Linked DNA regions of Mus musculus: region 1 is linked to region 2. A link is a contact called in ENCODE Hi-C or POLR2A ChIA-PET data. All regions are on one chromosome and are shown on one strand. Each heading gives the region's core, a stretch centred on a gene start or an enhancer-like site at or near the end of the contact. The rest is flanking DNA. Distances are from core to core; before and after follow the strand shown. Region 1 holds the start of Eed (embryonic ectoderm development). Region 2 holds the start of Hikeshi (heat shock protein nuclear import factor).

Region 1 (4,195 bases), core at 304-2,803, 40 kb after region 2:
GATAAATTTAGAAAGCATCAAAAAATGTACCTTAGGAGTTTGGAAAGATAAAATGAGCTTTCACTTAAATTTTTTCCCTGACAATTTCCTCATTATAAATTTGACATTTTCATTAAAGTCTAAGTAATCATTATACGAAAGGCCAAAGCCTCTACGCTACCCTATCAGAATATAAGTATCTAATTATTAGAACACGTGTCTAGTACTCTTTACAACGCTTGCATAGTATTTTTTTTTTTTTTTTTTTTTTTTTTTTTTTTTTACGGGGCGGCATTTCTCTAAGCACCGACTTCCCTTAATCTTCACACTTGGCTCAAGTACAGAATTTACCACGGTGGCCTGAAATCTTCCAATCCCTTTACATTAAGCAAAAACTTTCAAACTGTTCCCTCCTTTGCCTTAATCAAAGGTGGCTCCCCCTCTACGATCTTCTCGATTCTACTCCTTCCACAAAAAAGTCGACACGAAGGCACACCGCACTTCCATGGAAAGGGGCATACATAACCGCACGGTCACGTAAACCCAAGCCAGAGATCTATACTTTCCATCCTGAAGATCCCGTAGTGCTCTACAGTGACACAGCCCCTCGGATCCTTACGAGGACCCTTCGTACCAACTTTCCTGGGGAAAACTGAACCTCTTACCTCGAGCATGCCTTTTAAACCAGTAAGTACAATCTCAGATTCGCAATCAGCGTCAAGCCCCCAAAGGCACAAACTCCGTCTCCCACGCAGGGACGATCTGAGCGGACCTCGCAGACCCTTTGGGACCTTTAATCCGCTCCTCGACAACTTTCTGCTTGCTATCTGCCGCAGTCCCAGCTCGAAAGCCCCAGCCAAACCGGACTTCCCCGCACGCCTGCGTTCTCCTGAGCGCGGGTGACACCTTTCCCTCCCCCCACGGCCGCCCGCCCGCCGGCCCCGACCGCAGTTACCAAAGAACCTGAAACTTCTACTCCACAGTCCCGGGACAGGCGGGGCTGCACTCACATTTTCGTCTCCCGAGAGGTCCGGGTTGCTGTTCTCGTCGCTGCTCAACTTCTGCTTCTTGGCCGCGGGCATGTCTGTTCCCGCCGGCGCAGTCGACACTTCCCTCTCGGACATGTTCCTCCGCCTCCCTCCAGGTTCTTGCCGCCTCGGGCGGGGCCTCCGCCACACCGCCGTCAAGCACGCCCGGCCCGAGCCTGCCGCAAAGCTGCCGGCGCCGCCACCGCCGCCGCCCCCCCCACTGTCGCAAATCGCGCCCAGCCGCCGAGGCGGGCGTGCGTGCGACCCCGCCACACTGCTGAAAAAGGGGCGCGCACGCGCGCGCCCTCCCGCACGGCTTCCCGGCTGCTTCCCGTCCCTTGGTCCGGGCGGGCGGTTTTCCCGCCGCCCTCTCGACACTTTGCACCGAGGCGTCGGATCTGCTGGCTCAGAGGGCAGGGGTTTCCTACGTCCCCCTTCCCCACCAGCGCCTAGAGACGAGGCGGAACTCAAAGGGCTGCTCCCTCACCCCCTTCCTGGCCAAGACGTTTCATCCGCAATTGGCTCAATCCTTCGATCTCCGACCCGCTGCAAACGAACGAAAGTCTGTGGCCTGGATCGGCCCACCACTGCTCCCGAGGGAGGGGGGAGGAAAGAGAAGTCACCTCTTGTTTTAGGGGGTCTGTGTCTACGGTCCCTGATGCGGAGCTCGGGAGAACAACTTCGAGTTAGTGTTTACGGAACTTCTCACAGCCTAGATTCTTTTTTTGAAGGGAGAGATTCAAAATCTATAGGCTGTTCCCTGCTCGCCTCCCCCATCGGGCACATGGACGGGTCCCACCTGCAGGTGCGCATGCGCTGAGGCGTATTCTCGCGCTGGGTTACGGAGACGACAGGCCGCCTCCTGGCCCCTCCTCCCCTCGGTTCTGTCTGCTGAACCAGGTAGTCTTTCCACCGGTTTCTGAAGCTTCGGGGAGGATTTCAAAACGGTACCAAATCAGTGCCTACGGACACGCCTCCGTTCTGGGCAGATATTTTATCTAATAAATACTTATTACAATGATTGGTTATATTCAACCGGTTGGTGCCACTATTGGCTTAAGTAAGCCTGTATTTTAAATTACATATTTAGACTTAAGTAAAAATACCTTGTGATGCATGATACATTCTAGTAATCCAACATCGGAAGGGCAACAACGGAAGTACTGCCTGCTCGCCTCAATCTTTAGATCATCCTGGTCGACATAGCAAGTTCCGAGCCAATCAAGGCTATTTACTAAAAACCTGTTTGAAAAAAAATTTTTTTAATTGTATGGATCGGACAGAGTATGGGGGCATGCCTTTTATTCCAGCACTAGGGTGTCAGAGGCAGGTCGATTGCAGTGTGTTAGAGCTACACACTGGTTTGGTCTACACGAGGAGTTCCAGGACAGCCTGGGCTTCGTTATAGACCCTCTTTCCAAAAATAAATAAATAAAAATTACATGGTTCTGAATTGTCATAATTCATAGTCTTAAGTGTTCGTTTTAGCTGTTGAAAGCTGAGGCTCTAGGAAACTGACAAGACCTATAAGTCACTGTGAGCAACTGCATGAGTTTGTGAGACTTAGGTAAAAGGCAATTTTTTAATATAGGGAAAGGTAACTAAATTTGCCCGTATCATTAAAAACTCTTTAATTTTTCATTTTTAGATTAAAAAAAATGTGTGTATGAGTGTGTGTATGTCTGTGCCCCACATGTCTGTACTGGTACACAAAGTCAGAGGATGTTGGATCCCTGGGACTGGAGTCACTAACGTTTGCGAGCCAGCCTGTAGCCAGTCTGTAGCCAGCCTGTAGCCAGCCTGTAGCCAGCCTTAACCACTGAGCCAGCTCACTTGTCCCCTCAGGTACAATCTTGACAGACAAATAATAAATTTGTGAGCCTTGTGGATTTGGTGGGTGTATTGTTAAGCCATGGGAATGTCTGAATGAAGAACTTCCTCTCCTCAATTATAGGACAGAATTGTTTCTATATTGTCATTTGTCATTTGTGAAATGAAGAGGTAGAAATTATAGGACAGAATTGTTTCTATATTGTCATTTGTCATTTGTGAAATGAAGAGGTAGAAACAGACAAGACATTTGCTGGGCACCCACTTAATAATAAAAAGTATTTTCCTTTCGCCCTCCAGTGTCTTAGTCTTTCAGAGGAAGTTTATGTAAGCTAAATGAGACAATTTAGGTGAAAAAGTTTAAATGTTTATCTTTTCTGGAAAAGTTGCTGGGAGATAAAACTTTGAAATTTGAAACAAAGGTTTACTTTGCTTTACAATTATTAATTTTATGATTAAGATTTTAAATCAACTTTTTATTGATTCTTTGTGAATTTTACACCATGCACTCCAGTCCCATTCATCTTTGTATCTGCCCTCCACCCTTGCAACCTCCTCCCCAAAAGAAAATAAGATAGAATAAAAAAAAAAACCCAAAACACCTCTCATCGTGGAAGCTGTAGTGTGTCACAGGGTGTCACACAGTATACCCTTGTCCACACATCTTGCAGGTGTCCGTTGCAATGAGAAGTCTTCTGGCTTCTGCTACACTATCAATACTGGATGCTCCTCTCTGATATCCTGTTGTTGCCTTGGAGATCCTCAGCTTTGGATCTGTAGGACCAGCCCTTTCATGCATTCCAGCCAATCATAGTTGGGCTAGACATTGGGGTGGGCCAATTCAAAGTCCTGGATCTGGGCCTGGGAGGTAGCTGAGTTGATCAGCCCACCAGCTCACCTGTGCCCACATCACCAGGGTGAACTCTATGAATAAGATTTTATCAGAAATCTCCTCCTATGCAGTAAGAAAAAAAGAAGAAGAAGAAGAAGAAGAAGAAGAAGAAGAAGAAGAAGAAGAAGAAGAAGGAAAACACATTTTTGTCCACGGTGACTTTGAGATGGAAGGTGTTCCTTTCAACTGTATCAAAACCAGCACAATCCCTGTTTGAAGATGCTAGGACTAAAAGGGCCCAGAAAGTTGAGTCCAGAGGTCACATTCACTGAAGGTCCGTTACACAATTTATCTAATTTAATCTTTCATTTTTTATACTATCATTTCACTTATAGATAAGAAAGCTGAAGCTAAGACATCAAGCTGCTTTAGCGTGTGGAATGGCAAGGCCTGAATCCACACAGCTTAATTCTGGGGCCTGCCCCTTTCTCAGTACCATATGGCTCCCCACTAAGCTACCAATATG
Region 2 (4,220 bases), core at 1,093-3,592:
ATGGGGGTAGGAGAATCTTTCCTTTCTTTGAGTTCTTTTTCCTTAAGAAGAAAACAAAAAAACCTAGGGCTAGTTAAGAGCACCGACTGCTCTTCCAAAGGTCCTGGGTTCAATTCCCAGCAACTACATGGTGGCTTACAAACCATCTGTAATGGAATCTGATGCCCTCTTTTGGTGTGTCTGAAGACAGCTACAGTGTACTTAAATATATCAAATAAATAAATGTTATAAAAAAAACCTAAGGTTGTGGTGACGAAGGCTTTTAATCCTCCAGCACTGGGGAGGCAGAGGTAGACAGATCTGAGTTTGAGGCTAGCCCGTTCTATAGAGCAAACTTCCAGGACACCTGGAACTACACAGAGAAATCCTGTCTTATAGAAATAAAAGGAAAAAGAAAAGACTCAAAGAATGAAAATTAGGTTTGTAAGTTTCAATAGGTGGTTTTTCTAGCAAAAGAATGGAGTTAAGTTCTGAGATGCTAGTAGTTCTATTTGTCCTTCATTTTCATTTATGTCTAATGATATACAATTCCAAGCCCCCAAAAAAATCTTGTCTTAAAGAAATATCCACTGGATATTTATCATATAAATTTAATGTTGGGCAAATAAAGCATATAGCCGGAAATTCCCTTCCAGATTAGCTCACAACATAACACAGACTCTACATAGGGTTTCATTGGTTTGTTTCGTTCTGTGGTAATGGGGTTTGAGGCCACATTTTGGGCTTACAATAATTCTGAGCTGGCTGTGCTGGCACACACCTTTAACCCAGCACTTGGATCTCTGAGTTCAAGGCCATCCTGGTCTGCAGAGTCCTAGGACAGCCAGCCAGGCGTACAGAGAGAAGGACCGGTCTCAAAAAAGACAGGAAAAAAGTGTTTTAACTACTGAACTACCCCACCACTGTTTTAGAGCCAGGGTCTAGCCTTGCAACTGTGGGTCTCCTCCCTCAGCCTTCTGAAGAGCTGGAAATACAGGTGTAAGACACGAAGCTGGGCTTTATTAATGGCAGACATCTGAGGAACACGTTCTTCTCAAATTGTTTCTTTCATCTTCCAAACCCCAGAGCTCCTACTGGGACATTCCAAAAGCTATTGACCAGGGTTAGCACTACCTCACCTCCACAGGAGCCTCCCATTCACTGCAGACAGAAGTCCATGGTTTCTTGGAACCACGTGTTTTTCTTAAGAGCAGCGTGTATAGAATACATTATCAAAAGCTGGTGAAAACGGAGGCGTGGAGCTCTCGCTTACCACACGTGAGGCACAATTTAACAAAGAGGTTGCAGTATTTAACAAAACAAGGAGAAACAAAACAAGAATAGCTCTAAAGAGAAAGGAGTCACGTCTCAAGACGGATACATCGCTGGTTTCTAAAGAGCAAACAAGATTCACTCTGGTTACTCCTCAACCACTCCCGCACTCATTTCATTTCATTTCATTCTAAGGCTCTGGCTAAGCAAGGGCATCTCTCTGACCAAAAAGAAAGCATTGTACTCGAATCCTTTAGTTATCACAGGTACGGCTCACACCTAAATTTCAGTCATTTCTATTAAGCAACTTGCAATTATTGTATTTTAAACTGGGTCGGTAAACTTCTGAAAGGGGGGGGGGGGCCTTCCAAAGACACCAAAAAGGAAAAACAAAACAAAACACCTTCATTGTCCGGAAAATTGAATTTTTCCGAAAACCACTTAGCTTTAGATTACAAATCTCAGCTTTACTTCTAAGTAGCATTATCAATTTACAAGAGTAATTACTACACTATCTACTGAGTGTACGTTCCTGAACAGCAAAGAGAGAAAGACTAGCTCACGAGTTACCACGGTTACGGCGAAATGCCGTACAGAAGGCTGAAATTAACAAGTAACTACAGCACTCAACCCAGCAGGTGGAACAAAATCCGCACTCAACAAAATGCAGTCACATCCTGACAGCCTCGCAAACACAGCTAAGAGTGGGGCCAGCGTCCCATTGCCCGTCCGTCGCACACGCCCAGGAAAAAAAGCACAATGACCAGGTTTCCCCGCGTTCCAAGCGCCGTGCACCGTGCCACCACCCAGCTCTCAGTCACCGACCCCTTCCTGCCACCGCCCGGGCCATCCTCACCAGCCTCCCCGCCACCAGGCAGCCAAACATGGCAGCGCCCTCGGCGCCTCTGCTAGGCCAGCGGGCACCTCAGGCCGGACACCAGGAATTCCGCAGCCACTGTCCTAATTGAACTCAAGAACCTTCCAGAATTTGCAGGAAGGAACGTGACCCTCCACTACATAACAACACAGGAACGCATCTGGGCCGGCGACCTCTGACCCTTCCTTCCTAACTTGCACGCCTCTCCGGAACGAGTACTTCCGGGTCATTACACCCATTTCCTCCTTCTAAGGTAGTAAGGAGGAGCTGGTATCGCGCTAAGACTACAAATCCCATAGTGCAGTGCGCCAGCCTCCCAGAGGGCGAGCCGGGAGAATTTGAAAGTTACTACTGATAGTACATGATTTCCGTGCCTGTGTGAGTCAAAGTTTCTAAAGGTGGTGCTGGGAGAAGACCTTTCTGGCGGTTGTGTAACATTTTAGGAGTAACAATACGCCTTTGCCAGAATCGTTTCACCCAGCCTCTCCTTTCAAAAGCTTAATGGGATAAATATTATCTCCGTTTTATACGGAGGGCAATTGGTTCGGCATAACCTGCCCGGAAGCTTGAAAAATTGATTTTTGGAGCGTAAATTCAAGTTGCAACCAACTTACTGCATTCTTCCTGACAAACATTATATCAAAAATGTTAATATATTTTTATCTCATTTTTATGGCAGTGTCTTATTACCTAGCCCAGGTAGACCTCGAACTTGTGCACTCCTTTCTCAGCCTCCAATTGCTGGAATTATAGGCGTGGACCACTAAAGCTATAGAGGTCCAGAAGTCCTTTTCCCCACTAAATACTAGTTTTAACACGTAGTTGTGTTCTTGCTTATATTTCTTGTAGTGCTTCACTTGTGCTTCCTCCCCGCCCCAACTAATGTGCTGTACAACTGTAGGCAAGCTATATAACAGCTTCATCAGTCAATCATCTGCAAACTGAGACAAATAGACCTATTGGGTTGCTGGAAGGATTAAATGATGAATTAATTGATAACTGCCACTAAGAATAGGGTCTGGTGCTGCTTAGGGAGTTTTGTTGTAAAAATGCCTTTTAAAAAAAATAATAATCTAAGTTTTCTCACTTTGGGGAGTTGTTTTCCAAGACAGGGTTTCTCGATGTAGCCTGAGCTGTTCTGGAACTCACTCTAGACCAGACTGGCATCAAACTCAGATCTGCTTCCCTCTACCTGCTAAATGCTACAATTAAAAGTATCTGATACTAGCTGGGCGTGGTGGCGCACACCTTTAATCCCACACATGGGAGGCAGAGGCAGGCAGATTTCTGAGTTCGAGGCCAGCCTGGTCTACAAAGTGAGTTCCAGGACAGCCAAGGCTACACGGAGAAACCCTGTCTCAAAAAGCCAAAAAATAAAAAAGTGTGTGACACTGCTGCTCATCTTTTGGGATTGGTGTTTGTTTGTTTGTTTTTATTCATTTATTTGTCTCTCTGTTTGTTTGTTTTTTAAATAGACAAGGTTTTGCATAATTTAGACTAGCCTGGACCGTGCTGTGTAGTCGAGGATAATACTGGATTCCTGATCCTTCTCCTCCACCTCCCGAGGGCTGGCATTACACACACACACAGCCCCATAACTGACTGACTTGTCCTTTGAGTTCTGGATGCATTTCCAGAAAAGGCTCATTGGAAACACAAAACATTATCTAAAGGAAGTAGCACCAAGGATCGACCGCCACCGCCACCGCACTCATTCTCCCTTTTTCAGCTTTAATCCCTGTGCCTTTTGCATGAGGAAAGAACACAGTCTTTTCGAAGCTTGATCTATCTGAGCATGGACCACCAGCCATAACAGGTCTCTCTTCCCCAGTGCAAACAGTGCAAGTCTTCTTCTTTTTTTTTTTTTTTGGTTTTTCGAGACAGGGTTTCTCTGTGTAGCCCTGGCTGTCCTGGAACTCACTCTGTAGACCAGGCTGGCCTCGAAATCCGCCTGCCTCTGCCTCCTGAACTTAGACTAGAAAGGATGTACGTAGTAAGACCACTGGCCGTCAGATTGCTTCTGTTCACTTCAGGCATTTACCAGCTGCATGATACACTGGCTAACCTAACATTCTCTTGTCTCTTTTTCACC

The links. A loop is a pair of places that touch in the nucleus more often than their neighbours do. ChIA-PET counts read pairs that join two places held with the same protein, here RNA polymerase II (POLR2A).
Region 1: a loop to region 2 is called in a map of heart, with 5 times the contacts of the local background. The contact joins the promoter of Eed here to the promoter of Hikeshi in region 2. A Hi-C loop is called at or near these places in 7 of 37 maps with a recorded cell type or tissue (adrenal gland, gastrocnemius and heart). POLR2A ChIA-PET finds 5 or more read pairs at or near these places in 3 of 5 experiments (Patski and embryonic stem cell).

Annotation. Positions count from the first base shown.
Region 1 is chr7:89,979,423-89,983,617 of GRCm38, forward strand. It overlaps Eed (embryonic ectoderm development), which reads right to left and starts at 1,554. Exons shown (of 12, transcript NM_021876.3): 1 at 990-1,554. The coding sequence starts at 1,103. RefSeq lists a promoter at 1,390-3,152, an enhancer at 1,813-1,849 and cis regulatory regions at 1,821-1,828, 2,024-2,031.
Region 2 is chr7:89,938,862-89,943,081 of GRCm38, forward strand. Hikeshi (heat shock protein nuclear import factor) reads right to left here and starts at 2,343. Exons shown (of 5, transcript NM_026304.3): 1 at 2,108-2,343. The coding sequence starts at 2,137.